Linked DNA regions of Homo sapiens: region 1 is linked to region 2. Evidence: read pairs that join two places in POLR2A ChIA-PET (ENCODE). Cell type or tissue: OCI-LY7. All regions are shown on one strand. Each heading gives the region's core, and the rest is flanking DNA. Links, peaks and the distances in the headings are about the cores only. Region 1 has its middle 8.2 kb from the start of RNF187. Region 2 holds the start of H3-4 (H3.4 histone, cluster member).

Region 1 (15,265 bases), core at 3,057-11,056, 55 kb after region 2:
CTGGCCACCGGGTCCCTGTCCATCTGTGTCCTCCAAAGGAGGCTGGAGGATCACTTGGGGCCAGGAGTTCAAAACCAGCTTGGGTGACACGACATAGCGAGACCTCGTCTCTACAAAAAAATTTAAAAAGTTAACGGGCGTGGTGGCCTGCGCCTATCGTCCCCCAGCTACTTGGGAGGATGAGGCGGGGCCATCGCTTGAGCTTGGGAGTAGGGGGCTGCAGTGAGCTGTGATCGTGCCATTGCAGTCCAGCGTAGGTGACAAAGCAAGATACTGCCTCCAAAAAAAAAAAAAAAAGCTAACCTGAGTCTAGACTGGACTCCCCAGCCAAGTCTTCTAGTCTTGTTTTGTAGCCTCAGATTCTGCACCCTGCTGTCTTCTTAAGTCACCCCTAGGGGGCATTTTGTTCCAGTGGAAGAGCAGAATATGCCTCCTGCAAGATGAGGGATTGTTGGGCTCAGGGCAATGGAGAAGAAAGTATACAGGAGAGCTCACTGCCCTCCCTCTGGGTGGCTAAAAGCAGGACATGGATTTACAGAAGGCATCCAGCCCCCACCCCACTTCACCAGGGAGAAGGGAGGTTAGCACTGAAGACAACTTTGCACCTTTATTGACTGGAGATGCTACCAGGGGATCTGCATTAGCAAGGGCTACTAACTAGACTTCATGTGTCCTTTATGTGCCTTTCTCCAAGTTGCTGTTCCTAGAGACTCAAAGTTCATCTCTCTTATCTTGTCACTTCTCTGCAGATTTACTGTTCTTTGTTGAAGATACCATAAAAGCGGGAATTCAAAGCCACCTCTTTGAGGACTACCCATTCTCTGGGGGCCACGCATGTATCTAGGAAAGGTAGCTGCTAGTAAGCTGCTATTTGTGCCTCTTGCTAATGTGTCTTTTATAACAGGGGTCAGTTTCAACTAAGAATTGATGGGGTGGAGGGTATTTTCCCCCTACATGATGTCATTAATGTGCTGGACCATCAAATAAATTCTAACACGTAATCAAAAAATTCTTCCTTCCAGAAAAGTAAGAAACTCCTATACTTTCTCTAGCAGGAGGGCTGTGGCCTGTTTGGTTTGCTATTTTAACCGTTTATCTACCCTGTGCCTACACCTGCATGGGTTCTCAACTGTACAGCTGACCCTTGAGCAACCAGAGTTTGACCTTTGAGGGTTACCGATACACCGCTTTTCTCCAGCCTTTGCTACCCCTATCCCTGAGACAGCGAGATGAAGCCCTCCTCTCCTTCCTCCTCCTCTGCAGCCTCTCAGTGTGAAGACCACGAGGATGACCTTTATGATGATTCACTTCCTTTTCATGAATAGTAACTACATGTTCTCTTTCTTAGGACTTTCTTAATAACATTTTCTTTCCTCTAGCTTACCGTATTGTAAGGACACAGTATGTAATATATAGAACATTCAAAATTTGCCTCAATCGACTGCTTATGTTATTGGTAAGGCTTCCAACAGTAGCCTATTAGTAGTTAAGTTTTGGGGGAGTCAAATTATATGTGAAGGCCAGGCACCATGGCTCACGCCTGTAATCCCAACATTTTGGGAGGCCAAAGTGGGAGGATTGCTTGAGGCCAGGAGTTTGAGACCAGCCTGGGCAACATAGCAAGATCACATCTGCACAAAAAAATAAAAAATACAAAATTTACCTGGCCATGGTGGCTCAGGCCTGTGGTTCCAGCTATTTGAGAGACTGATGTGGGAAGACTGCTTGGGCTCAGGAGTTCGAGGCTGCAGTGAGCTGTGATTACACTCCAGTATGGGCGACAGAGTGAGACCCCAACTCAAAAAAAAGTTATACTTGGATTTTCAACTGGACAGGGGTCAGCACCCTTAACCCACGCTGCCTTGTCCAAGGGAGAGCTGTGCATCCAATTACACAAGTGCTTTCTGAATGCTTTTCCCTCCTGTTCTTCCTGTCTAGCTTCTAACACCACCCTGTCCCCACCTGTAGTAACAACTTCCCTAAATTCCTCCTTATGGGCTATACAATTTTTGGGGAGAGGGTTTCCCAAAATGTGGTTCTGATATCCACACACCTACCTAACATTTCTTACTCTACATCCTCAGGGGGCTGGTCTCGAACTCCTGACCTCAAGTGATCCTCCTGCCTTGGCCTCCCAAAGTCCTGGGATTACAGGTGTGAGCCACCGTGTCCGGCCCCCAGTGAGATTTAAAAACACTCCTCAAAGGCTCCAGCCTCAAGCTGAATCTTCTACAAAACTGAACTCACCTTCTCACCCCAGCTCTCCACTCCAAGGGACGCACACCACATAGAAACCCTGGTGGTGTCATCTCACTCTTCTCCATTTCTAGTCAATGGCCACACTTCTCTCCCTAGCTCAGCACCATGGTGCTGCTCACACACGGGCAGGCATTCTAGATGAGTCCCCCATCTGGCCTAGGAACTTCCTCCCTGGCACTTGGTCTCCCTCCAACCAGTTCATGTTTCTGCATTGGGGCACTGAGAAATTCCAGCACCTGGTCACATCTCTATTGTGTAAGCCCTCACTATGTACATGGTCCCTGGATGCCCCACCCACAATCCTAATCCTGCAGCCCAGCCAGGACTCCCTGCCATCTCTTCTTCTGGGCCTCCTCTCACTTTTTAAAAATAGAATTAAAGGCCGGGCACGGTGGCTCACACCTGTAATCCCAGCACTTTGGGAGGCTGAGGTGGGTGGATCACGAGGTCAGGAGATCGAGACCATCCTGGCTAACACGATGAAATCCCGTCTCTGCTAAAAAATACAAAAAATTAGCTGGGCATGGTGGTGGGCGCCTGTAGTCCCAACTACTCGGGAGGCTGAGGCAGGAGAATGGTGTGAGCCCAGGAGCTTGCAGTGAGCTGAGATCGTGCCACTGCCCTCCAGAGTGGGAGAGAGAGCTAGACTCCATCTCAAAAAAAATAAAAATAAAAATAAAAAATTAAAAAAAAAATTACTCAGGTACAGTGAGGCCAACAGATCAGGAGACAAACACCATTGAAAAGATAGTTTATTACTCACAGTTCCCAAGAGGAGGGGTTTGCTATTGCTAAGCCTTCGATGCCACGAGGGATAGCGCCAGGGTCAGTTAAGAGGCAGATGGAGGGAGGGGAAAGTGTGGGCAGGAGCCTTTACTGTGGCTTTCACTGGAAGGAGCAGGCAAGGCAGACTAAGCTAGCTCACAATGGCTGGTTTGAATAAGCCCAGCAGGCTCTGGGTACCTAACCTTGGGATGCTTTGGGCCACACACCAAGAAAGCAATTCTATAGATTCCCCAGTGGACACCAGCTGGGTGTCCTCCAATGCAATGCAATTCCGACAGCAGAAAAATGCAAATGGGAAATTTTTAAAAGAGTCTTCAGTTTTGGCAGGTTGGCAATATGTGTAGGTATTAACCTGATGTACTCCTTTTAGTCTCCTTTTATATAAGACACAGGGGCTGGACTGTGCCATTCAAAGACATCTCTCAATTTCAACATTTTGTGATCCCCCTCACCCTTTTTCCATTTACACATAGAAAATTTGGAGTGCCAACCAAAATAACAGAGAGAGAACGATAGTGGCCTGGAGTGTGACAGCTCCATAGATGAGTGGTTGGGGCTGTGGGCTCTGGGTTGGTGAGTTTGTATATGAAATGCACAATCCCAGTAATTTTTTTTTCTAGCTGTAAATTTTTTTTTCTAGCTATAAAATTGTCCCCGGGAGAAGCTGTCCCTCCATGGCCAGTGAGGCCCTGGATGTCAAAGCCTCTGAAAATATAGAAAATCAAAGGCATGGTTACTACACTTGCATTCCTCTATCCTGCCAGGAATGCTGTTTGCTCTTTTTGGGGCTCAGAAACTGATACCCCAGCGCTTTGACATGCTGAACTGAATAAGAAGCCTCCAGGTCTCTCTGACCTTCCCCTCCTTCCTGTCTCCCAATCTTCTGTCTCTCCCAAAGCACTGGATGAAGCTGTTCTCTGAAATTCCCCTATCTGCCTAAAGTGCAGACCTGCTGCAGCAGAAAACAATGGCCTCCGATCCCTTCCCTGAGTTTCAAACGGCTGAACTCTCATCACAGGAATGAGGACTGAAGTCGGTCAACATGCCTGGACAGACCTTTTTTTTCTAGCTGTAAATATATTTTTTAGCTATAAAATTGGCCCTGGTAGAAGCTGTCTTTGTCACAAACCAACAGACTGTCCCAGACCATTGTATGTTCTTCAAGCCCGTTGAATTTCCCTAAAAAATATTTACTATCCCCCTAAAATAATGCACACTTCCTTATCTCCCTTTCCCCTAAGAGGAGAATAAAGGCCTCTGCACCCCATTGCATGGTGGGGTAACCACCCTGTGATTCTCCCCATGCATGTTAATAGATGTGTAAGCCTTTCCTCCTAGCAATCTGCCTTCTGTCAGCTGATTTTATAACAAAACTTCAGAAGATAAAGGGGAAGTTTTCCCTTGGCTCCTAAGCTGTCCACCCTGTTGATCAGAAGCAGGGCAATGCTGATAACACACCAGTAATGTCCTGATCCTTGATGCTCCTGCCCCGCAACTTTCTAGGTCTGTGCAGTTAGCCCACATCTTTTTTTTCTTTCTCTCTCTTTTTTTTTTTTTAGACGGAGTTTAGCTCTTGTTGCCCAGGCTGGAGAGCAATGGCGCGATCTCGGCTCACCGCAACCTCTGCCTCCCAGGTTCTCCTGCCTCAGCCTCCCGAGTAGCTGGGATTACAGGCGTGTGCCACCACACCTGGCTAATTTTGTATTTTTAGTAGAGATGGGGTTTCTCCATGTTGGTCAGGCTTGTCTCAAACTCCCGACTTCAGGTGATCTGCCTGCCTCGGCCTCCCAAAGTGCTGGGATTACAGGCGTGAGCCACCGCACCTGGCTAGCCCACATCTTATGATGTCCCATGTCTAGAGAGAGGGCTGTCGTCAACAATGACCTCAGATGCACACAAACCCTCAGTCAGTGCAAGAATCCAAGTATCCCCAGAGGGCCAGCAAGTCCAGTTCAAACAGGAGCTGGGAGGAAACCTGGCTGGTGCTCACCTGCTTGTTGGGGTAGGGGGCTGTTATAAAGTGAATTATGTCCCTTGAAATTCACAGGTTGAAGTCCTACCCCCAGGACCTCAGAATGTGGCTGTGTTTGGAGACAGAGCCATTAAAGAGGAAATAAAGGTAAATGAGTTCCTTGGGGTGGGCCCTACTCCCATAGGTCTGTTGTCCTCATAAGAAGGGATTAGGGCACAGACTCACAAGGAGGGATGGCCCTATGAGGACCGGGGAGGAGACTGCATCTACAGGCTCAGGAGAGACGCCTCAGGGGGAAATGACCTTGTTCACACCTTGATCTCGGACTCCAGCCTCCAGCACCATGAGAAAGTAAACTTCTATTGTTTATGGCACCCAGTCTCTCTGCTGCAGTGTTATGGTGGTGTGAACCCTAAAAATCTGAGACAGGTCTCAGTTAATTTAGAAAGTTTATTTTGCCAAGGTTGAGGACATGTGCGTGACACAGCCTCAGGAAGTCCTGCCAACACGCGCCCAAGGTGGTTGGGGCACAGCTTGGTTTTATACATTTTAGGGAGACATGAGACATCAATTAATATATTAAGAAGTACATTAGCTCCATCCCAAAAGGCGGAGACAGCTCAAAACAAGGCCGCCCCACCCACACTGTACTGGGGGCTTCCAGGTCACAAGTAGATGAGAGAGACAGATGGTTGCATTCTTTTGAGTGTCTGATAAGTCTTTCCCAAGAGGCAATCAGAATATGCGTCTATCTCTGTGAGCAGAGGGATGACTGAATAGCATGTGAGGTAGATTTGACCTGAGAGGTTCCCAGCCTGAAGGGGTCCAACTATCTTCCTTTCACAGCGGCCTGAACCAATTGAGACAGGGAGGTTGCAAGTTTTAGATGGAAGAAACCACAGAGCTGTAACTTATGTCTGAAGGGTGTGCAAGGCAAGCAAGGCCCTTTTGTGCTCTAGTCCGTATTTTTGTCAACATCCCGGTTCAAGCTGGGAACCAAGTGATAGGATCTGAACAGAGATTATCATTCATTCACTTCAGGGACCTGGGAGAGAAAACCAAATTTGCTTGGGTCAGGATTATGGAATTGCTTTATATATAGTGAATCAAAGGCTTAGAATAATAATAATAATACCTATTATTATTATTACTTTCAGTTTAGAAATATCTTAGCTTCTAGGCCAGGCATGGTGGCTCATGCCTGTAGTCCCAGCACTTTAGAAGGCTGAGGTGGGAGGACCACTTGAGCCCAGGAGTTTGAGACAAGCCTGGGCAACATGGTGAAACCTTTTCTCTACAAAAAATTTTAAAACTTAGCCAGACTTGATGGCACACACCTGTAGTCTCTGCTACTTGGGAGATTGAGGTGGGAAGATTGCTTGAGCCAGGGAGGTGGAGGCTGCAGTGAGCCCTCATTGCGCCATTGAACTCTAGCCTGGGCAACAGAGCAAGAGCAAAGCCCTGTCTCAAAATAATAATAATAATAATAATAATAATAATAATTTTAAAAACATTATGTCTCTAAATTTGTTGTAATTTTGTCTTTTGATAGGCATAAGGATTAGATTGAACTAAAGGACACTGAGAATGCATCTCTTAAGTAAGTAAATAAAATAGAAATACCTTAGGTATTTGAACTCTGAAAATTTGAGACAGGTCTCAGTTAATTTAGAAAGTTTATTTTGCCAAGGTTGAGGACAGGCACTCATGACACAGCCTCAGGAAGTCCTGACGACAAGTGCTCAAGGTGCTCGGGGCACAGCTTGGTTTTATGCATTTTAGGGAGACATGAGACATCAGTCAATATATGTAAGTACATTGGTTCAGTCTGGAAAGGCAGGAAAACCTGAAGCAAAGGCAGAAAGATTCAAAGTGGGGAGGGGCCTTCCTGGTCACAAATAGGTGAAACACAAACAGTTGCATTCTTTTGAGTTTCTGATTTGCCTTTCCAAAGGAGGCAATCAGATATGCATCTATTTCAGTGAGCAGACGGGTGACTTTAAATAGAATGGGAGGCAGGTTGGCCCTAAGCAGTTCCCAGCTTGACTTTTCTCTTTAGCCAAGTGACTTTGGGGCCCCAAGATTTATTTTCCTTTCACGGGTATATTTAGATATTTAGAATCCTAATTTTTTGAGCAATTTTGACATCTGAAATATTGAAAAGATTACCATTACAATTGCATTTAAAATGAAACATTGAGTAATTGGTTTTGACATGAGTTTTTAAGTTGAAAGGTTTAAAAATTATGCAAAGGCTATCCATAATATTGGATAATACAGTTAGCTTAATATTCGCCATCTTTAAGGGTAGCAGTTAATTTTGTGAACGTTATCTCTGCCTGCGTGGAGGGTTGCAGTGAGAGAGGCCAGGGCTCCTGGATGTTGAGGTATGGATGGTAGCCCAGCCCACCCATGCTGTCTCTGGCCCTGCAGGTGACCACAGTCCCTCATTTTTGTCTGTGGTGGCGATGGTATCTGTGCAAGGCTGTGGTTTTTTTTTTTTTTTTTCTTTTTTAATCAGGCCCCTTCGTCATTTCCTTCCTTTTCTCCCTTGGCCCCTAGCTGGTGTGTGGCTCTGGGCTTGGGCCCTGCTCGAATGCATCCTCTTTCTCTGGCCGGAGCTGGTTCCAGCCCATGATGGGAGGTCTGACCACTGGGTCCTCAGGCCCTTCCCTGGTCATGATAATGGCATCAGTGCCTGGCCCAACACCCACCCTGGATATCTGGAGGAGGGGAGCTCTGATTTGCTGGGCTGGAGTGGCTGTCAATGGAAGCCCGACCTGGCCATTTGGCCTTGAGGAGACAATTGCCTGGGGCTGTAGGGGGACCACCCAGGAGGAAGGGGACGGAGGAAGAAGTGTGTGTCCTGGGACATCCCCAGGCTCCCAGGGCTCACACTGCCTGACAGTATCAGGCTGCACTTGCAGTCTCAGGAGCCACAGGCCACCCTCCTCCACTGTCATTTACAGCCATCTGCAGTTAGGTCCTGTCACCCGCAACCTAAAGCTCCTGACACATCAAAGCAGCACACAGAGGCTTGTGGGAGTTGATGCCATCAGCCCATTTGTAATGTGTCCTCGATTTGAGAACCATGTTGGATAAGGTTGTGGTCATCAGTGGGCACTCATTTTAGTGAGGCAAGGGTGGGATTGCCTAAATGCATGTGAGATTGAAGAGCCAAGAAGACATTTTGAATTGTATTATTTATTTGACTGTGGTTGAAACATGCAGCATGAGTTGTGCCCTCCAAACAGATCTGGTGTAGGTACAGAACTGCTCAGGTATCATTTATTGCATGCTACTCTACTCAGGCACAAGGCTCTAGTTAAAAAGCATACATCTCAGCTCAGAGTCCACCTTTATCACCAGCCTGTGTGGGCCCCCTCTTATGTACACACACACACACACACACACACACACACACACACACACACTCCCAAGTACCTTGCCTGTTAAACCCATTTTCCTTGCTTAAAGGAAAGGGGTTTCCATCCCCTGCAACTCAAGACATACAGGAAAAATCAATGGACATGTTTTTTTCCAACTCTCCACTCAACATGACCCTTCTGCCACCAGATGTTGGCAGGAGTGTTTTCCCACACACCAAGCAAGCAACTCTGCAGATTCCCCAGTGGACACCAGCTGGGCGTCCTCCAGTGCAATTCTAACACCAGAACAATGTAGACAGAAATGTTTAAAAAGAGACTTTATTTTCAGCAGGTTGGAGTGTGTGTGTGTGTGTGTGTTTGTGTGTGTGTGTTAACATGCTTAGTCTCCTTTAGTAAGACACAGGGACTGGACTGAACCATCTGGAAGACATCTCTCCATTTTGACACTTTATGATTCCCCCCTACCTTTTTTTCACTTACACATAGAAAATTTGGTGTCAACTGAAATAAACCGAGACAAGCTCTCTAAAAGAAATTTATTTGGGAATAAAGCATTGCAATGGGAATACGTGTGCCATAGTAAAAAGTAAGTGCGTATTCAGAGAGGTAAAGGAAGACAAAGGTTTTTAAAGGAAAAAAATAAGAAGAATTACATAATTGTTTTGAAATAATTATCTGTGGTTAGAAATATCAATAACAAGGGTGACACCAGTCCGAAGTTAAACAGGAGGTTACTGGGGAGATGTCCTTGCAAATGTCTTTTTTGTGTACCCTGGCGATGTCCTCTGAGCAAGGCTGTGGTTTTTGTAGTCTCTTTTTTTTTTTAAATCAGGCATGCAAGCCCAAAAATCTTCTCTTCAGGACTTCTCCAATCCTATTGGTCAGGGTTTTGTGAACATTCGTGACTCCATTTCTATTCTGACAATTTTCTCAGGCAGAAGAGCAGAGTGACTTCATACCACGTAGGAAGTTGTGTTTCTTAGTTGTATTTCGCCTTTTAGGAGCAATGAAAATTAATTACTTCAGATTCCTTTTTCCCTGTGCCGGACATGAGATTTCCCAAGTCATATCTTCCTATCCAAACATCCTTGCATCTCCCATATTTCTTTTAAATACACAGCTTATGGCCTCTTCAACATTCGTTTTTGTACACTCTGATTTGTGAGACTACAATTTTAAACAGGGTAACCCGCAATGCCATAAAATACATATAACAAAAGACACATCAAATATACAAGGGAAATGTGGGATTAAAATTTCCTGTAATTAAGGCTGGGTGTGGTGGCTCTCAACTGTAATCCCAGCACTTTGGTAGGCTGAGGCGGGTGGATCACATGAGGTCACGGGTTCGAGACTAGCCTGGCCAACATGGTGAAACCCCATCTCTACTAAAAATACAAAAATTATCCGGGTGTGGTAGTGTGTGCCTATAGTCCCAGTTACCAGGGAGGCTGAGGCAGGAGAATTGCTTGAGCCCAGGAGGCGGAGGTTGCAGTGAGCCGAGATCATGCTACTGTACTCCAGCCTGGGTGACAGAGTAAGACTGTCTCAAAAATTTCCTATAATTAGAATCGTTTACCTCTCTTCTAGTCATCCATTTTTTGGTTGTTTCTGTTGCCTTACAAAAAAAAAAAAAAGACTGGCCAGGAGTGGTGGCTTACGCCTGTAATCCCAACACTTTGGGAGGCCAAGGCAGGTGCATCACCTGAGGTCAGGTGCATCACCTGAGGTCAGGAGTCTAAGACCAGCCTGATCAACAAGGTGAAACCCTGTCTCTACTAAAAATACAAAAATTAGCTGGGCGTGGTGGCAGGTGCCTTTAGTCCTAGCTACTCGGGAGGCTGAGACAAGAGAATTGCTTGAGCCCAGAAGGCAGAAGTTGCAGTGAGCTGAGATTGTGCCACTGCACCCCAGCCTGGGGGACAGAGTGAGACTCTGTCTCACAAAAAAAAAAAAAAAAAAAAAAAAAAAAGACTTCATCGCACTCTTAGAGAAAATATTCACATGCTTTTGTGGTTGCCAGTGAAATCCCCAAACATTTTACATTAATCAGTTGAAAATATTATCCTGAGAAGATGATGGTTCAGCATCCAGCACCGTTTTGTGGCGGAACAGTGTCTTATTCAGTTCTTTGATGCCAATGCGATGGGAATTCAAGAGCCCAGAGACATCCAAGACTCGTCAATGTTCTTCTGTCTTTGTGGAATCTATGAGATGTCATGCTGAGAAAAAACAAACAAACAAACAAACAAACAAAAAACCCACTGCCCACTTTGATCCTGTCTCTGATCAGAAAGTGAAAGCCTTCAATTTTCCAAACAGTTCAAGAGGCACATGAGGGAGGAGGAGTACTCTTTCCCCACCCAACTGAGTGCTCAAACGGCATCAGGCTCAGTCTCTAATCTGGAGGGTAGAGAGGAGGGAGGCTGGACAGAGAAGTGCCAGGAGGCTCAGAAAACAAGACCCAAAATGAGGACATCCTAAGCAGCCTCAGAAGCAAAAAGTTTTCTCTGACCTTCTCTGGCCCTCTGTCTCTAGCCCCTCATTCTCCCCTGTCTGGCCATAGAAACTAGAATCCCTCTTCCTCAAGGTGAGTCATAGAAACTAGAACCCAAAGCCAGCTATAACACTTAAAAAATATGACTCTAATTTTCTTTCTGCCTTTCTGTGTAAAACCCAGCCATGAAGAAATGATCTGACCTACCTTGTTAGACTGTAGATCTTAAGACCCTCACTCCAGAGAGGGTCCTGGATGGAAGGAAGGAAGGAAGGAAGACTGCTCAGAGAGGCCATAAGAATCTAGACAGACAGGCCTGGCTGGGTGTCCCCACTTAGGCTCTTCTCATTAGCTCCGACCCTATTTGCCCAATTCTATTTCTGCATGGCTGTCCATACCTTGTGGAACCTAAGCATAAAAATGGATGATTTCCCTCATATCTTGGCCAGGCATGGTGGCTCACGCCTCTAATCCCAGAACTTTGGGAGGCCGAAGTGGGCGGATCACAAGGTCAGGAGATCGAGACCATCCTGGCTAACACGGTGAACCCCCGTCTCTACTAAAAATACAAAAACTTAGTCGGGCGGTATGGCACGTGCCTGTAGTCCAGCTACTCGGGAGGCTGAGGCAGGAGAATCGCTTGAACCCGGGAGGCGGAGGTTGCAGCGAGCCGAGATCGCGCCACTGCACTCCAGCCTGGGTGACAGAGCAAGACTCCGTCTCAAAAAAAAAAAAAAAAAGGACGATTTCCCCCATATCTTTAGGTTTGTATAGACACAGTAAATAAATGTGTCTGCCTTTTCTCCAATTGATCTGCCTTTTGCAATTTTTCTTTCTTTTTTTTTTTTTTTTGAGACAGAGTCTGGCTCTGTCACCCAGGCTGGAGTGCAGTGATGCTATGTCAGCTCACTGTAGCCTCCGTCTCCTGGGTTCAAGCGATTCTCCTGCCTCAGCCTCCCGAGTAGCTGGGACTACAGGCATGCAGCACCATGCCCAGCTAATTTTTGTATTTTCAGTAGAGATGGGGTTTCACCGTGTTGGCCAGGATGGTCTCCATCTCCTGGCCTTGTGATCTGCCAGCCTCGGCCTCCCAAAGTGCTGGGATTACAGGCGTGAGCCACCGCGACCAGCCTTTTGCAATTTTTCATCAAAATTTGAGAGGACCAAGGGTTCCCCTTGGCACCTACACCAGCCACCCTGTCTTGGGAAGTGGGGATGCTGGCACCACACAATGTGGATTCTGCTGGTGGTAAGGGAGAGAGGCTTTCAGGCAACAATCTTTGCCAGTGTATACTTCCAAAAGTCTCTAATGCACACATGTGCAAGTTCATGGCTGCTACCATTTGCTAAGCCATGCCCCTAGTATTGGACCTTCAAGGTTTTTTTTTTTTTCTCCAAAATGAATAGTGATATGACATACATTTCTCTTTCTTTCTTCTCTTTCTTCCTCTCCCTTCCTCCCTCCCTCCCTTCCTTTCTCTCTTTCTTTCCTTCCTTCTTTTTCTCCTTCCTTCCTTCCTTTTCTTTCTTTCCTTCCTTTCTTCTTTTTCTTTTCCCTTTCTTCCTTCCTTCCTCTCTCCCTCCACTCCTTCCTTCTCTCCCCCACCCCCCGCCCCCACCTCTCTCTCTCTCTCTCTCTCTCTTTCTTTTTTTTAAGACAAGGTCTTAAAAAATTCTCTCATTTCCCAGGCTGGAGTGCAGTGGCATGATCACGGCTCACTACAGGCTCAATCTCCTGTGCTCGGGTGATCCTCCCACCTCAGCCTCCCAAGTAGTTGGGTCCACAGGTGCGTGCCACCACGCCCAGCTAAATTTTAAAAATTTTCTGTACAGACAGGTTCTTGCCATGTTCCCCAGGCTGGTGTTGAACTACTGGGCTCAAGCTATCCACTCACCTCAGCCTCCCAAAGTGCTGGGATTAACAGGCATGAGCCACCTCTCCCAGCCACATTTCTAAACAAAACAAAACAGCCCAATTTTTTACAACCCAATTTTTATTATTTTCATTTCCTGTTATTTTTATAGTTTGTTTTCTAAGAAAAGGAATTCCAATCAGAAAATCCTTAATCGATACTGCTACGTGGATTACAAGAAGCAGTATTCACAGAATCAAGTGTTTTTTTTGTTTGTTTGTTTTCTGTTTTTTGTTTTTTTGAAATGGAGTTTCACTCTGTTGCCCAGGCTGGAGTGCAGTGGTGTGATCTCGGCTCACTGCAACCTCCACCGCCCAGGTTCAAGCGATTCTCCTGCCTCAGCCACCCAAATAGCTGGGATTACAGGCACGTGCCACCATGCCTGGCTAATTTTTGTATTTTTTTTTTTTTTTTGAAACTGAGGGAGTCTTGCTCTGTCGCCAGGTTGGAGTGTAGTGGCATGATCTCGGCTCACTGCAACCTTCGTCTCCCGGTTCCAGCTATTCTCCTGCCTCAGCCTCTCAAGTAGCTGGGACCACAGGCGTGCACCACCATGCCCAACTAATTTTTGTATTTTTAGTAGAGACGGGGTTTCACCATGTTGGCCAGGATGGTCTCGATCTCTTGATCTTGTGATCCACCTGCCTCAGCCTCCCAAAGTGCTGGGATTACAGGCGTGTGCCACCACATCCAGCCTAATTTTTGTATTTTTAGTAGAGATAGGGTTTCACTATGTTGGCCAGGCTGGTCTTGAACTCCTGACCTCAGATGATTCACCCGCCTCGGCCTCCCAAAGTGCTGTGTTTACAGGCCTGAGCCACGGCTCCCGGCCAAGTTTCCTTTTTTTTGTTTGGTCTGCTTACTTAATAGTGGAAAGAAAGAGAGTCTCGTTTTATTTTCCTCTTTCTTAACTGGGCAGAGTGTACATTTTTTTCTCATGTGTGTTCAATCATTTGTGTGCTTTTTTTTTTGTGATTTGAAAAATCCCATGACAAGGTGTATTTTCCATCATGCTTTTCCTTACCTAATTTTATAAACTCTTTGTATATTTGTGGTTACAATGTTCCTAATTTGGCTATTTGCCTTTAATTATAATTTTTGATATTTTCTCATTCACAAGATTAGTTCATTATGAAGTTTGCTCATTTTTTATATTTTTTACTTTTCTCTCCAGCAAGTTCCTAGTTGACTCAACAATATCAGCAAGGCTCGGCTGGAAGCCTCTAATCTTTACTACACAGAAATAACCTCGGTTTACTATTCATGTTTCCCACGGGCATCTAGTGCATTTCCAAGTCGATTTAAAAAATCTTCACAAAGACAAAAATACCTCATTAGATCCTGCGCTTGCTTGGAATACAGATTTATAAAAATTTTTTTTTGTTTTTGTTTTTTAAGACAGAGTCTCGCTCTGTCGCCAGGCTAGAGTGCAGTGGCACGATCTTGGCTCACCGCAACCTCCGACTCCCTGGTTCAAGTGATTCTCCTGCCTCAGCCTCCTGAGTAGCTGGGATTACAGGCATGCGCCACCACGCCCGGCTAATTTGTGTATTTTTAGTAGAGACGGGGTTTCACCATGAGCCAGGATGGTCTCATATCTTGACCTTGTGATCCGCTCGCCTCGGCCTCGCAAAGTGCTGGGATTAGAGACGTGAGCCACGGCGCCCGGCCCAGATTAATTTTTTAAAATGCAAAACTTGCACAATCTTATTTTAACCATGCTTGCTTGTTTTCAAAATAATTAAAAAACAAAAACACAAGATTGCTCTTCCCAAAGGCTTATTTCTTTCCTTTAAATTTATTTTTTAAAGAAAAGCTAACGGCCGGGTGTAGTGGCTCACGCCTGTAATCCCAGCACTTTGGGAGGCAGAGGCGGGTGGATTACGAGGTCAGGAGTTCGAGGCCAGCCTGGCCAACATGGTGAAACCCCGTCTGTACTAAAAATACAAAAATTAGCCGGGCGTCGTGGCAGGCGCCTGCAATACCGGCTACTCGGGGGGCTGAGGCAGGAGAATCGCTTGAACCCGGGACGCGGAGGTTGCAGTGAGCCGAGATCGCGCCACTGCACTCAAGCCTGCCTGGCAACAGAGCGAGGCTGTCTCAAAAAAGAAAGAAAAGCAAAGCAAAGCTAACAAATGCTCTTCTGTCATGCATCATCACAGAATCAATGAGAGCTCCCCCCAGCCAGGAGACAGCGGACAACCAGGGTAGCTTCCCAGGGGGCCAGAGGGAGGCTGCGCGAGAAGAGGCTCAGCGGGATGGGTCCACGCAGGGAGATCCCACGCAGGGTGGGCGTATACGAGTGTCCACGTCCGGAGGGCCGTTCAAGGGCGGGTCCCTGAAGGAAGGGTGCACGCAGGGCACGTCCACGCGGGCAGGCCCGTGCACGCAGGGCGTGCCCATGCAGGGCGGGTCCGTGCAGGATGAGAGCAGCGGAGGAGGCCCACGC
Region 2 (15,265 bases), core at 4,812-12,811:
CCTTCTGGCAGAAAAGCTTGAGGGGCTCGTGGTGCTCCTGGCACAGGTCTTGCTTCTGCAGACCAGGATGCTGCTGCGCCATCTCGGCCACCTTGGTCAGCAGCCGGTTGGGCAGCAGGTTCCTCTGCGGGGACATCTCTCTGCACTCGGGGCAGGGGAAGGAGCCCTTCCGCTTCCGCCTCCCCTTCTTGCCCCTCGCCTTTTCCCAGCTCAGCTGGATGCAGGCTCGGCAGAAGTTGTGGCCACAGGTGGTCATCACAGGGTCTGTGAAGTAATCCAGACAGATGGAGCACGTAGCTTCCTCCTGCAGTTTTCTGGCGAGTTCCACAGCCTCCATGGCTCCTGGGAGACACGAGGCAGGTTCCCGCTTGAGGGACTCTGGAGAGAGTTGGAGGGAGCAGCCCGATGATCTGGGCGCCGGCAGTGTGCAACCGTCCTGTACAGCCTCCCTTTACAGAGGAGGGCTAGGACTGCAGTCCAGTTAGAGAGTCCAGAGTCATCATTTTTAGCCTTGTCAACAACAGACACAGATGCCTCCCCAGAAACTACACAGACCCTCCCTGACCAATGCTCTGCAGGCCCCTCCGCCTCTCCTCTCCACTGGGCCTGGACCCTACCCGTCCACTTCCGCCTGCTGCTGGCTACCCCCAGCTCCACATCTCATCAGCTCCTCCTCCCCGACAGACCGTTGCCGGCTAGGCCTTCAACCTGCCTTTCTGGAGAAGCCTGCTAGGTCAGCTTAGGGAGAAGCCCCTACCCTTGGAGCCTTCCCTTAATCACTTTCCATCCACTGACCCCACCCAGATCCCCACTCCAACTCCCCCATACATCCCCAGCTGTCTTTGCTGGCGCAACTCTCCCATTGCAAGTAGCCTGACTAAAGAGCCTTTCAAATGTCAGAATTTTTTCTTTAACAAAACCCCGTACACCAAAGGAAGAAGGGATGGGCTATCAGAGGAAAAAAGCTCTCTTCCATTCGGTAGTGAGGTGGGGTTCAGAAAAAACACGCGTGTGCATGTACGCACAGACGAACACCCATACACATACCCATGTATGTATACAAACGTGCATGTGCACACACGCATACCCACGCATACACACCACACAAATACAAACATGTACGCACAGAAACACTGATCCACAAACACAGCACACACAGGCACAGATGCACATATCGGTAAACATACATGCATGTACACACAGGTACACGCGCGCACACACGCACAGGCACACAAGCATGCACATAGATGCCCCCTGCAATCTCAACACTCGCGACCCCACGCAGTGGAGATCTACAGACTTTCGCCTACGCCACGGGGTTGCTATGGGGACCGAGTTGCAGAAGGAGTTGAAAATCGCGTCTACACTGCAAGCACGATTCTCCCCTTCCGTTCTGCCATCCCCTAAAGCGAGGGCGTCTAGGGGTCTCAGACTTCCCCGGCTCTGTCCCACGTCCAGTTTCTCGGAGCTTTCTGCACGCCAACCACCCGGCGCCAGCCCTCCGACTCCCCCCAAGAGCCCTAACGGAGGCACCCAGCCCACCCTGACCGAAGCCGGGCAGGGACAGCGGCAGCGGGCCTGGGGCTCTGGCTCTGGCTGCCGGGATGGCTGTCCTTCCCGCTCTGGTCCGCTAGGGTCCCGGTAGAGTTACCTTGTTGAAGCGCGCTAGCCCCTCCAGGGACGCGGCGGCCGGCGGAGGCGGGAAGGCCGGGCGTTGGAGGGCGAGGAGGACCGGGTTAGGCTTAGGTCGTGGCCCAGGCGCCACAGGAGGGTAGCCTAGGCGGCGGGGTGGGGGCTACTCACCGCGGGGAAGGGGGGCCCGCACAGCGCCTAGTGCACCTGGCCGAGCGCTCGCTGCCGGGAAAGGCTGGGTCTGCCCCCACGAAGCCCAGGAGGCTGCGGCCCGGCCCGGGGCGTGGGGACCTGGGGTCGGGAGGCCTAGGGACTTTGTGGCGTCAGCGGGGGCTGGGGGGCGGCGGGGGAGGGGAATGCTGGGCGAGGGAGTGTTCGGCGGCCGGGACTGGGGCGGCGCCTCTTAGGAGAGGTTGGGGGTGGCTTGGGGAAGGAAGGCGGCAGGGGGTGGAAGGCTCTGGACGAGCCGGGGACAGGCGCAGCGGGTGCTGACTGGGCGGTGGGGAGGATGTGGTCCACAGCCCAGCGAAGGGAGGAGTCTTGTTGGCCTGGGGTGGGACTTTTAGGGGAGGTTAAGGGAGTGTGGAGGGTGGGGAGTTGGGGGGTTACTTGGGGGTGGGGAGTGGAATGGGGACAGCTGGTGGGGCTAGGGGCGGGCAGGCGAGCGTCAGGGTGGGGGGAGTGGGATTGGAAGAGGCTTCTCAACCTGGGGTTGGGGCTGCGGGAGGGCACGCGAGCCCCAGGCTGGAGGGTTAGGTGAGGGGCTAAGTTGGTCGGGGTAGGGGATGGAGAGGAGTTTGTGTGGGCTGGGGTGGGGGCGAGGCAGCAGGAGCGAGTGCCTGTTGAGAAGCTATGAAGGGGGTCCCCAGGAGCAGCCAGTCAGCCGCCAGGTCTGCCCACATGGTTGGCAGTCAGCATCAGGCTGAGGGTACAGGGAGGGGCGTCCCAATCCTGTGGGCGGACCAGTTTGGAGGGACCACCTGGCAGGTCAGGTCCCCTAGAACCAGGCGGGACGGGGTGGGTCTTGCCGACACCCCAGGTGGTTTTGTTACCAGAAACAGGTCCTGATCCAGACCCCAAGAGAGGGTTTTGGATCTTGGGCAAGAAAGAATTCGGGGCAAATCCATAGAGTAAAGTGAAAGCAAGTTTATTAAGAAAGTAAAGGAATAAAGAGTGGCTACTCCATGGGCAGACCAGCCCCCAGGGCTACAGGTTGCCCATTTTTATGGCTATTTACTGATTATATGCTAAATAAGGGGTGGGGTATTCATGAGTTTCCCAGAAAAGGAAGGGCAATTCCAGAAACTGAGGGCTCCTCCCCTTCTTAGACCATATAGGGTAACTGTGACCTTGTCTTGGCATCTGTAAACTGTTGTGGCACTGGTGAGGGTATCTCATAGCATGCTAACGTATTAAAATTAGCATATAATGAGCAGTCATGATAACCAGAGGTTATTCTGGTCGCCATCTAGGTTTTGGTGGGATTTTGCTGGCCTCTTCACCACATACTGTTTCATCAGCAAGGTCTTTATGACGTGTATCTTGTGCCAACCTCCTATCCCATCCTGTGACTTGGAATGTCTAACCTCTGGGGAATGCAGCCCAGCAGGTCTCAGAATTATTTTACCCAGCCTCTATACAAGATGGAGTTGCTCTGGTTTAAAAGTCTCTTACGGTTTCAGCCAAAATGCCGCCCCCAGCCCTGCCCAGGTCCTGACTGGTGGCCATTTCTCCTGGCCTTGAGTCCCCACGCCTAGTCATCACGCTTCATCCTCCAGTAGAGGGATGCACCTTTCACATGGAGGGTTCATCTCCTGCTTTCAGGAACAGGAGCCAGAGGCCTGCGTGCCCTGAGTCAGAGTCCTGGGATTGGAGAGAGAGGACAGATGAAGAAACTAAGGCTTGGCCCACACAGGGGGTGCAGACAGGCAGGAAAACAGGGCCTTGAAGGCTAAGAGGCACCATTCTGCAATCTCCTGGGTGTGCGGGTGTAGACAGCTGGCCACAGGCATAGATGGCTGGCTTTCCCTGGGCTCACTCGGTAGAGTGTTTCTTCTGTGGTCTCTCATCACTCGCACACACAAAGGGGTCTGTGTGCTGTCAGGTGCGGGCTGGCTGCGCACACTGGCCGATTAAGTGAATTACCCTTGTGAACCCAGAATATCTGAGGCTAGTTTAAGTCAATTAGGAAGTTTATTTTGCCAAAGTTAAGGACACACGCCCATGACACAGCCATGTGCCCAAGGTGGTCCGAGCACAGCTTGGTTTTATACATTTTAGGGAGACATGAGACATCGATCAATATATGTAAGATGAACATTGGTTCCATCCAGAAAGGCGGGACAACTGGAAGTGGGGAGGGGGCTTCCAGGTCATAGGTAGATAAGAGACAAATGTTTGCATTCTTTTGAGTTTCTGATTAGCCTTTCCAAAAGAGGCAATCAGATATACATTTATCTCAGTGAGCAGAGATATGACTTTGAATAGAATGGGACGCAGGTTTGCTCTAAGCAGTTCCCAGCTTGACTTTTCCTTTTAGCTAGTGATTTTGGGGCCCAAGATTTATTTTCCCCAATAAATTGGGGATTGGGCAGACCCAATCCTCTGCCTGTCATTTGCATCAGTGAGGGGATTGTGAGCTGCAGGTTTCCTTCAATTGGGAAAACAGAATCACAGAATTAGAGGGGAAATGGAATATATCTATATCTTGCATAGCACCACACATGTCCTAGTCACCTGCTGACACGTTATCACCCTTTGTTACAAATGGTTTACAAGCAGCTGAGCCTAACAACTTCTTTGGGTTTTCACTTCTTTCCTGTACACCCCATGCATATAAAAATATTAAGATCAATACAACATGGATGCCTTTCTCCTGTTCGTCTGTCTTTGGTCAATTTAATTCACAGTCTCCTCCCATACTAGCATGATGTGGGGAATTCAACAAATACTTGTTAAAATGTGGCATCAGCCCAGGATGCTCATTATTAATGCTTTTTAGGCTCACCTGGTTATTGAGCTGAGAAATCTATCATCATGATAAAACAATTGGAATAACCTTCATATCCTCAAGTCATTAAGAAAAAATCAGATAGCAGTTATGTGTCCTGATAAATTGTTAGGTTTAATAAAAGGCAGGATGTACAGTATATGTAGTCTGCCACTATTTAGGTAAACATAATTACTGTATATGTATCTCTTGGAAAATATACAAGAAATAAACAAGAAACTCCATCTGATGAGGGAAATTAAGGGCTGAGGAACCCCCTAATTGAGGGAGGCTCAATTTTCACTATATATCCTTTTGGAATTCTTAAATTGAATTCTACTTTAATAATTTAATTCTTAAATTAAATACCACTGCTGTGGATTGTGGTTTTTTTTTTCAAATTATTTAAGCAAAGGATCAGCAATGTCAGTCTTGAAACACAAGTCTTACTTACACTGCTACAAGGTAAATATCCTTTGCCCTTACTGAATGCAGCCCCCACTAAGTTATTAACATTGTAGAAAAGATTCGAGAGCAAAATTTAAGTGCTCATGCAATTTAAAATAGGCTGAATTAAATGGAAAAGAAGAGGGGCTCCTGAAAATAGGGTAAGAGAGCCATGGCCTCTTTATGTCTTCAATTCAGACTGCTCAACAGGAGAGTCCACTGAGCCACAGAAAAACAAATCCGGATTGTTATGAACTGAATGTCTGTCTCCAAAATTCACATTTTGAAATCCTCACCTCCAAGGTGATGGTGTTAGGAGATGGAGTTCTTTGGAAAGTAATTATGCCATAAGGGTGGAGCCTTCATGAATAGGATTGGTGCCTTTCCAGAGATTTATTTTCACCTTACCCCTTGCACCACATGAGGACGCAGTGAGAAGGCCCTGTCTGTGAACCAGAAAGCAGAATCTCACCAGAAGCTCAATCTGTTGGCACCGTGACCTTGGACTTGCCAGCCACCAGATCTGTGAACAATAAATTCCTGTCGCTTATAAACCACCAAGCCATAGCATTTTGTTATAGCAGCCTGCATAGACTAAAACGAAAGAAGACAGATTAATGGGAGAAAGCATACACATTTCATTTGTACATGTACATGGGAGCCTTCACAGCAAAATGAAGACCTCAAGAGTAGTTAGGCCTAAGTGCTTATCCACTGGATGGAACAAAGGGTAGTAATTGTGAGAAAGCAACTGGAATACCTAGGGAGGCTGGGGAAGGTAAGAGCTATTTTTGTTTGTTTGTTTGTTTGTTGGAGACAGAGTCTCACTCTGTCACCCAGCCTGGAGTGCAGTGATGTGATCGTGGCTCATTGCAACCTCCACCTCCTGGGTTCAAGCAATTCTTCTGCCTCAGCCTCCCAAGTAGCTGGGACTACAGGTGCGCGCCACCACACCTGGCTGATTTTTTTTGTTTGTTTTGTTTTTTTAGTAGATACGGGGTTTCACGTTGGCCAGGCTGGTCTGGAACTCCTGACCTCAGGTGATCTGCCTGCCTTGGCCTCCCAAAGTGCTGGGATTACAGGCATGAGCCACTCTACCTGGCGATAAGAGCTACTTTAACAAAGCCTGTTTGTATACATTTTGCTGCACTTCAGTCCCCATGCCTAGTCATGCTGTTTCTCCCTGCTGGTAGAGGCAAGCACCTTTCCCATGGAGGGTTCATCACCTGCTTTCAGGAAAAGGGGTCAGAGGGCCCTTCTTACACCTGCTGTTCTTCAAGTGCCTTCAGCTCAAAATAATTCTTATATCAAATCTGCATATTTTGGGGAGGTCTATTCTGCTATCTTGTTGGGAGCTGAAAGCCTGAGGGTCGTGACCAACTCAGCATTCCACTGGAGGCTATATGACTAAACAGCAAACTGTTTATCATGAATGCAGGATGTGGGCAAACTCGCATCTGTGCCTGCCACCAGAAGGTACGCTGAGGGCCTCATTCCCTGGCTCTGTGCTCCTTGAGGTTATCTACTGGGACATCTGGAGCCTACTGTTCAAAGAATGCAGTCATGCAGGCCTGCACTAAGTCAAGCAGCTGACCACAACCACCCCCTTATCCCTGTCTCCTTTACTTAATAAGAAGGGCTCTAGAAGCTCAGGGCCCTTGTTCACTAGAAGCAAGGAGCCCCCTGACCCCTTTTTCCAAATATACTCTTTTGTCTTTGTCTTTATTCCCACTTTTGTCCTCCTTTGTTCAGTCCACCAAGGCCCATAGCACTATCTCTTAATGCCTAACTCTCCTTTCTATTATTTCTGGAATTTTAACTTTTTGATATTTAGAACCACTCTTTCCACTTTTATAAACACTGCATGCTCAGGCTACCTCCATAGTGTACATGCGCTCGAAGAGTTGAGTACACAGTGAACAGATATCCACATTTCAGTTACTATCTCACATCGTTAGAACCCACAGGATACAGAAGCAAAGGCTCTGGTCGTAATTGTAAGGGTCTGGCTCTGTTGCCCAGAATGGAGTGCAGTGGTGTGATCACGGCTTACTGCTCACTGTAACCTGGAACTCTTGGGCTCAAGCGATCTTCCCACCTCAGCCTTCTAAGTAGTTAAGACCACAGGCACACGCCATCATGCCCAGATAATTTTTGTATTTTTTGTAGAGACAGAGTCTTGCCATGTTGTCCAGGCTGGTCTTGAACTCCTTGGCCTCAAGAAATCCTCCCATCTCAGCCTCCCAAAAAGCTGGGATTATAGGCATGAGCCACTATGCCTGGCTGGAAAGACTTCCTCAAGTGCCCACTTACACGACCCAGAAAGACTTCAGTTACTTTTTTCCTGTGTCTAAACTTCCTTCCTTAGCTCCTCACCTTAGGTCCTCAGCAATCAGTTCTGAGATACAAATTGCCCTGTATTGCCTTGCTGTATCTTTATAGGGCACAATTAGTGCACTATCCACTCCATTAATCAGTGAAAACAAGGAACATATAAGGCCAAGCTCTTGTTTTTTGTTGTTGTTGTTGTTGTTTTTGTTATTGTTGTTGTTTTTGACAGGGTCTGTTGCCCAGATTGGCCTCAAAAACTCCTGGGCTCAAGCCATCCTCTCGCCTCCCCAGTAGCTAGGATTACAGGCATGTGCCACACTGCCCAACTTAGACTCTGTTCTTCATACAAAGACCAGAATGACAGGGGGCTGCTTAAGTGGCTTGGTCTCCTACAGAAGGCAAAGCTTGATCATGATCCTGTCAAGAATGCATTATCTGCATCCAGTTCCGCAAATGTAGCTAACTGCCCAAATTCCTGCTCCCTCCAGGCTATCCAGCAAGATCATCAGCAAGGTTACATAGGTTTAGCTCTCCACCACTGGGCAAGACTTTGTTAGGACAAGGGCTTTGTAAAGCACAGAAGACTTGAACTTCACCTGCTCGGGAGGCTAAGGCAGGAAGATGGCTTGAGCCCAGGAGTTCAAGGCTGGCCACTATGCTCACGTCTGTGAATAGCCACTGTACTCTAGCCTGGGCAGCATGGCAAGACCCTGTCTCTGAAAAAACAAAACAAAAAGGGAAAACTTAAATTTATCCCAAAGGAGTCTAGTATTGAAAGTCAGAGCTGACTTTCAAAACCAGAACATAGCTGTCCCTGAATATTCTAGGCTTTCTGGATAGCCCTCCAAGGATCTGGCACTCATAAGTTTAAATACATCCTGAGATTTAAAGGGTATGATGTTCAGTTGTGTGTGTACTAATAAATTGATGAAGCTTTTGAATTTTGAGTCAACAGGCTATAAATTGGGTTCAAAGAGACTTATAAAATCCACTGTTGCCTATTGATAGCACTTTATGCACATCCCTTGCTATGTATAAGAGCACCTTTTACTATCATTGCTTCTACACACAATACAGGCCCCCTTCACTCAAGCATAAGCACCTTGAAAGCAGAGTGGGCAGCAGCCACAGGAAATGGATTTTATTCCCTCCATGATCCCAGCATGGGGTAGTGCTTGGCCTCATTCAATTTAATAAAGCCTTTCACAAATAAATGATTCCAACCTGTACCAGAGGGAGACAATCCCTACATCCTTATCCTCACAGCCATCCTCAGGTTTTCCTGACATAAGTCTACTATTGGATCTGTGGCCTGCTGCCCTAGCTGTAGGATTTCTCAGCAAGTTGGTCTCTGTGTCTCTCATCCCCAGAGCACTGCCAGACTACTTTGTGGCGCTGGGAAGCCTGTTTCAAAGTGCTGGGCACATGGGCCACGCCTGTCTGCGACTGCTCAGTAAACTGACTTCCAGGGCAGAGTGCCCTCTTTGAACTTTGGGCTGGGGTTTCCCAGTATTGATTTCACTTAGGAATTAACAATGCACATGCCTAGCTGGGCTTCTCACACACAACTAGCTAGTCATCTACCCTAACAGAAGACAGGGTGAATTTACAACATACATGACTAGCCAGCCTTTTAACTGAATGGGAGATTGGGTATGTTAACACATACAATGAGATGGACTTCTAACCCGAGATGGGCCAACACCACAGCTACATATGTGTGCACATGGGTGCACGTGCACACACACACACCCCTAGCCAGCCTTCTAACCTAATGGGAGATAGCCCAAGTTAAAAAGATACACAACTAGCCAGCCTTCTAAATTAACAGGAGGTAGGCTGAGTTAAAACACACAAGTAGCTGGACTTTTTTTTGTTTTTTTTTTTGAGATTGAGTCTCGTTCTGTTGCCCACGCTGCAGTGCAGTGGCATGATCTTGGCTCACTGCAACCTCCGCCCCCTGGGTTCAAGCAGTTCTCCTGCCTCAGCCTCCCAAGTAGCTGGGATTACAGGTATGCGCCACCAAACCCGGCTAATTTTAGAGATGGGGTTTCACCATGTTGGCCAGGCTGGTCTGGAACTCCTGACCTCAGGTGATACACCCGCCTCGGCCTCCCAAAGTGCTGGGATTACAGGCGTAAGCTGCTATGCTGGTGAAGTAGCTGGACTTCTAACTTAAAATAGGCCAAGATAATACATACTACTTGCTGGCCTTAACAGGAGATGGGCTGTCAAGGCAGAAGACTAGCTGGACTGGTAACCTCACTGGAAACAAGCTGCGTGTACACACACACACACACACGCAGGACTTCTAACCTAATTTGAAAGAGGCTGAGCTGAGAACACACAAGACCAGCCAGCCTTCCAACCTAACTGTAGATAGGCTGAGTTGACACAACTAGCTGGGGTTGCTTACCTAACTGGAGATAGACCAATTAGGCTACCCTCAACACCCCGTCCCCAAAACAGACCAACCATGATTCTTATCTAAACGGATAGGCCAAGTTAGCCCCACACACTACTAGCTGGATTTGTGACTGGAGACAGGCTGAGAGGTAACGCGTGTGAGTAGCTGGCCTCCTAACTGGACAGGGTGAACACAGGATTCACCAGCCTCCCACCCTAATCAGAAGTAGGTAAGCCAGCACAGGCCAGCGGAAGGAACCCCCCGAAACCCAAGAGACTAGCTTGCTACAGCAACTCTTCGACCAGGTGGGTGGCTCTTAAAAGAGCCTTTGGGGTGAACGTTGCGCAACCTCTCAGGTGGCGAGATAGCCCTCCTAGGCCCGCTCCCCGCGGATACGGCGTGCCAGCTGGATGTCCTTAGGCATGATGGTGACCCGTTTGGCATGGATGACACACAGGTTGGTGTCCTCAAACAGCCCCACCAGGTAAGACTCGCACGCCTCCTGCAGCGCCATCACGGCCGAGCTCTGGAAGCGCAGGTCGGTCTTAAAGTCCTGAGCGATCTCGCGCATCAGCCGCTGGAAGGGCAACTTGCGGATTAGCAGCTCAGTGGACTTCTGGTAGCGGCGGATCTCGCGAAGCGCCACCGTGCCGGGCCGGTAGCGGTGCGGCTTCTTCACGCCGCCAGTGGCAGGTGCGCTCTTGCGAGCCACCTTGGTGGCCAGCTGCTTGCGCGGCGCCTTGCCACCCGTTGACTTGCGCGCAGTCTGCTTGGTTCGGGCCATGAATCCGAAACTGTTGGCCCCGCGGTGTCCTCTGCCCAGACCTCAGCGGATTGCTCGCTTTTATAGAGCTTGCCGCGTTCCCATTGGCTGGCCTCAGGTGGCGTGATGGCCCACTGCTCTCTGATTGGCCCACAGGGAACTCCACTCGGGCGCCTCTCCCTTATATTCATGCCTGTTGGTCGTGGCCACCAGAGCTGGCACCAGCATTGTGAAGGGTTGATGCGGGTAGGCCGCGGTGGTGGGGATCATCTCTCTCCAGCACAAGCTTCCTCATGTCTTCTCAGCGCTCCTCTTCTCCCTTCCCCATGACTTGGGTGGCAAGAGCCTTCCAGAAGCCAGCACATGGCATTCCACTTTTTTAAAAAATTAATTTATTTTTTTATTTTTTGAGATGGAGTTTCACTCTTGTTGCCCAGGCTGGAGTGCAATAGCGTGATCTCTGCTTACTGCAACCTCCACCTCCCAGGTTCAAGCGATTCTCCTGCCTCAGCCTCCCGAGTAACTGGAATTACAGGGATTACAGGTGTCCGCCACCATGCCTGGCTAATTTTTTGTGTTTTTAATAGAGATGGGGTTTCACCATATTGGCCAGGCTGGTCTCGAACTCCTGACCTCAGGTGATCCACCCGCCTCGGCCTCCCAAAGTGCTGGGATTACAGGCATGAGCCACCAGGCCCAGCTGGCATTTCACTTTTTTTTTTTTTTTTTTGAGACGGAGTCTCTCTCTGTCGCCCAGGCTGGAGTGCAGTGGCGCAATCCCAGCTCACTGCAAGCTCCGCCTCCCGGGTTCACGCCATTCTCCTGCCTCAGCCTACAGAGTAGCTGGGACTACAGGTGCCCGCCATCATGCCTGGCTAATTTTGTTTTGTATTTTTAGTAGAGACGGGGTTTCACCATGTTAGCCAGGATGGTCTCGATCTCCTGACCTCGTGATCCGCCCGCCTCGGCCTCCCAAAGTGTTGGGATTACAGGCGTGAGCCAGCGTGCCCGGCCGGCATTCCACTTTTACACAGTGACAAAGCTCTGGGATGCAGCCAGAGTTAAAGGAATCTCCCACTTTTTATGACCTGCAAAGAACTCCCTTACCTGTACGGCTTAGATGAGCCTTAGGATTCTGAAGAAGGTAAAGATGTGCCTTTCTGGCATATTGTCTATTTTGAGATAAAGGCACTTAAAAAAAAAAAAGAAGAAGCAGGTGTAGGAAGATCATTCTGAATTTCTTGTTGTTTCTTAAATACAAGAGATGAAATTCCCATATGAAAGATGTTCTCCTTATAGTAAAAGCAAGGGAACGTTCTTATCATCAAGGACGGGAGGTGGAAGCTTCCAAATCTCCTCCAACTCTCAAGTTGAAATTTGATCCCTAAAGTTGGAGCCCAGGGAGGGGGGGGCCAGTGGGAGGTGTGTGGGTCCTGGGGTGTCACCCTCTGAATAGAGTCCTGCCCTCCTTTAGGGTGAGTTTTCACTCTGTTGGTTCCCTGAAGAGCTGGTGTTGAAAAGAGCCTGGCACCCCTCTCCCCTCTCTCTCTGGCGTCCTCTCTCGCGGCAGCCCTGTGACCTCTGCACATACATGGGTTCCCCTTCACCTTCCACCATGAGCAGAAGCAGCCAGAGGCCCTCACCAGAAGCAGAGGTGGGCCCTATGCTTGCTTCCTTCCTTTCTCCCTCCCTCCCTTCCTTTCTCCTTCCCTCCCTTCCTCACTCCCTCCCTTCCTTTCTCCTTCCCTCCCTTCCTTTCTCCTTCCCTCCCTTCCTTTCTCCTTCCCTCCCTTCCTTTCTCCTTCCCTCCCTTCCTCACTCCCTCCCTCCCTTCCTTTTTTTCTTCTCCCTTCCCCTCCCCTCCTTTCCCTCCTTTTTTCATCTTGCTCTGTTGCCCAGGCCCCTCTTACCTCAGCCTCCCAAGTAGCTGGGACCACATCCAGCTAATTTTTAAATTTTTAATTTTTTTGTAGAGATGGGCTGTCATTATGTTGCCCAAGCTGGTCTTGAATTCCTGAGTTCAACTGATCCCCCGACCTTGGCCTCCCAAAGTGCTAGGATTACACCGTGCCCGGCCACTATGCTTTTTTTTTTTTAATTTTTTGACCTGAGTCTCACTCTGTTGCCCAGGCTGGAGTGCAGTGATGTGATCTCAGCCCACTGCAACATCCGCCTCCCGGGAAGTTCAAGCGACTCTCCTGCCTCAGCCTCCTGAGTAGCTGGGATTACAGGCGTGAGCCACTGCGCCCAGCCACTGTGCTTCTTGTACAGCCTGCGAAACCATAAGCCAAATAAACCTTTTTTTTTTTTAATAAATCATCCAGCCTCAGGTATTCCTTTAACAACATGAAACAGACCAAGATAGAAGCCAAGAGAAATCTATACAAACAAACTTTATTAAACTAACCCTTATCTTCCTAGTTGTTGCCACAGTTACTACTCTTTGTTCAACCTAGTGTGTAAGTATTTTGACTTAGTCATTTCTTCACCCCATTAACTATCCTCACTCAAGCCCCGTGGCCGTATCAAATCTCACAACTTAATAGTGTTTGTCCACCTCTGTATATAAGTGACTCTAACTGCCTCTTTGCATCTTCATTTCCTTATGAGGGCTCCTGTACCACATTAAATTTGTATTAAATAACTGTATGTTTTTCTCCTGCTCATCTCTCTAATGTCAGTCTAATTCTTGGGCCCACCCTGGACCCTAAGATAATGGAGGTAGAATTCTGCCTCCCCTACAGCGCCCCTTGTTGATGCATGACAGGCCCACTGTCTTTGTCTGTTTTGCGTTGCTGTAAAGGAATACTAGAAGCTGGGTAATTTATCAAAACTTTTTTTGGCTTATGGTTCTGCAGGCTGTATAAGAAGCAAGGCTTCAGCATCTGCTTCTGATGAGGACCTCAGGAAGCCTCCATTCATGGTGGAAGATGAAGGGGAGCCCCTGTGTGCAGAGGTCACAGGGAAAGAGAGAGGAGGAGGTGCCGGGCTGTTTTTAACAACCAGCTTTGGCAGGAACTAATAGAGCAAGAACTCCACTCCCTACAAGGGAGGGCAGGAGTCTATTCATGAAGGATCTGCCCCCAGGACCCAAGCACCTCCCACCAGGCTGCACCTCCAACACTGGAGATTAAATTTCAACATGAGAATTAATGAGACAAACACCTTATTCAAACTATAGCACCCACTACATTGCCATCTTTGCCTTATCAATGATTACCTGAACTCCTTGTCCCCATGCGTCAATCCACACAAGATGCTTGTTTGCCCAGCCTTGGTTCAGCTTCTCCCCTCCCCCAACGCCCTGATGTTTGGCCTCTCCTGGAGCAGGCCAGGCTCAGGGTAAAGTATCCTCAATCTCTTGTCCCCTCAGCCACCCTTCATCCCACTTCCCCAGACGTGGTTCTTTCCAGCCTCATTCATTCCTCCCTATATAAGAAAACTCCTTCTCTGCGTCACCTTTGGGAGCTTGCAGACATTAAGGTCAATGCTTTCTCCCTATTGCAGTATTCTGGTATCTCCTATTGCAATATCCTTTTGCATAAAGATATCTCCTTACTAAATCTGGATTGGTTTTTTTATTGGACAGTGGTTGTTACACAGAAGGCCTGCTGCCCTCTGCTCATCGGGTCTGGTTGGCTGGGCAGACAGATGGAAGGACCCTAGGACCATCCACCTGTGAAGTCCACCCAGGCTCGCCCCTGGTGTAAATGATGTGGGGTCTGACCTGGCCAGACCAGATGCTGCTCAACCCTTTAACTGCCTGGGAGGATTTGGACACGTTCCATCTTCCTGGAGCTGTCCCTCACTCGAGAGAGGCAGCCTTGGGACTCTCCAGGTGTCCTTAGGGCTAACGGGGCTGATGATGGGCGGATGATGGATTCCAGGCACCTGCTGCGACCTCCCCAGGAGCACCTGCAAAGCAGCCCTTTCTGCCTCGTGACTCTACCCAGGCCTCCCTGTGGAGTGTGGCACAGGCTTGGCCAGTTCTCCGAGTGCAGCCAAGAGGCTCATAGGTTTTGGGCACATGTCTGCGACCTCACTTTTCCAGTCATAAGGGCTTTTGCTTTTAGATTCTCAGGGGCTTTGAGCTCCCAAACCACCCAGACATAGCACAGGATGCCACCTGGTTCTATGTGTCTGAGCAAACAAATGCACTCACATGAAGCACAGAATAAAGGGCTGCCTAAATGCGGACCCACCCACCCCTGGCAAGGCTTGAAAATAGCCTCTATATTACATGTAAAAGCGCTTTTTAGATGATTAGCTGAACAGTTCATTTTCTTGATCTCCAATCATTGAGTTCTATGTCGTTAAAACCCCTAGAAGGACCAAGACGTAGAGAAAAATGTCCCCTGAAAACTTCCCAAGAGAGATTTCCTCTGCAAACTGAAGAGAATGTGAGATACAAACATTCCCCACAAGGAACTGGTCTGTCGAGGCCACACGCATTCTGTAAATCAGTGCTTTTTCTCTGTCTCCTCGTTTTCTCTCCTTATGGTCTTTGCATGTACAGCTGAGGCAGTAACGGGACTTGTATCCTCGTGTTAAAGTTCTTTGAGATTTGGGGGTCGTACGTGGTTGGTCATATTGCATCATCTCTGTAGGAGCATTCCCATCAGCAAACAATATGCTATCGCTTCTCCAATTTATAAATTGGCTTTTCTCCTTAGTCTGGGCAGCAGCAAGCCTGAAA

Evidence for each region. Peaks named below come from ENCODE experiments on the same cell type or tissue, not always from the same donor. Only the 100,000 strongest peaks of a DNase experiment are listed, where the experiment ranks them.
Region 1: POLR2A ChIA-PET joins it to region 2 with 10 read pairs; 7 of 35 experiments call an interaction of 5 or more read pairs at or near these places.

The regions. Positions count from the first base shown.
Region 1 is chr1:228,471,593-228,486,857 of GRCh38, forward strand. No RefSeq gene overlaps it. Among named protein-coding and RNA genes, the nearest start is that of RNF187, 8.2 kb to the right of the region's middle. RefSeq lists enhancers at 4,419-5,254, 14,668-15,265, 14,849-15,228. In OCI-LY7, for the core only: no CTCF peak of the experiment used is centred there; DNase peaks (open chromatin) are centred at 7,559 and 8,019; H3K4me3 peaks cover 1,340 bases; H3K27ac peaks cover 1,754 bases.
Region 2 is chr1:228,414,736-228,430,000 of GRCh38, forward strand. H3-4 (H3.4 histone, cluster member) reads right to left here and starts at 10,625. Exons shown (of 1, transcript NM_003493.3): 1 at 10,110-10,625. The coding sequence starts at 10,590. The coding sequence ends at 10,180. It overlaps TRIM17 (tripartite motif containing 17), which reads right to left and starts at 2,126. Exons shown (of 7, transcript NM_016102.4): 1 at 1,804-2,126; 2 at 1-378. The coding sequence starts at 337. RefSeq lists a silencer at 1,585-1,694. In OCI-LY7, for the core only: no CTCF peak of the experiment used is centred there; no DNase peak of the experiment used is centred there.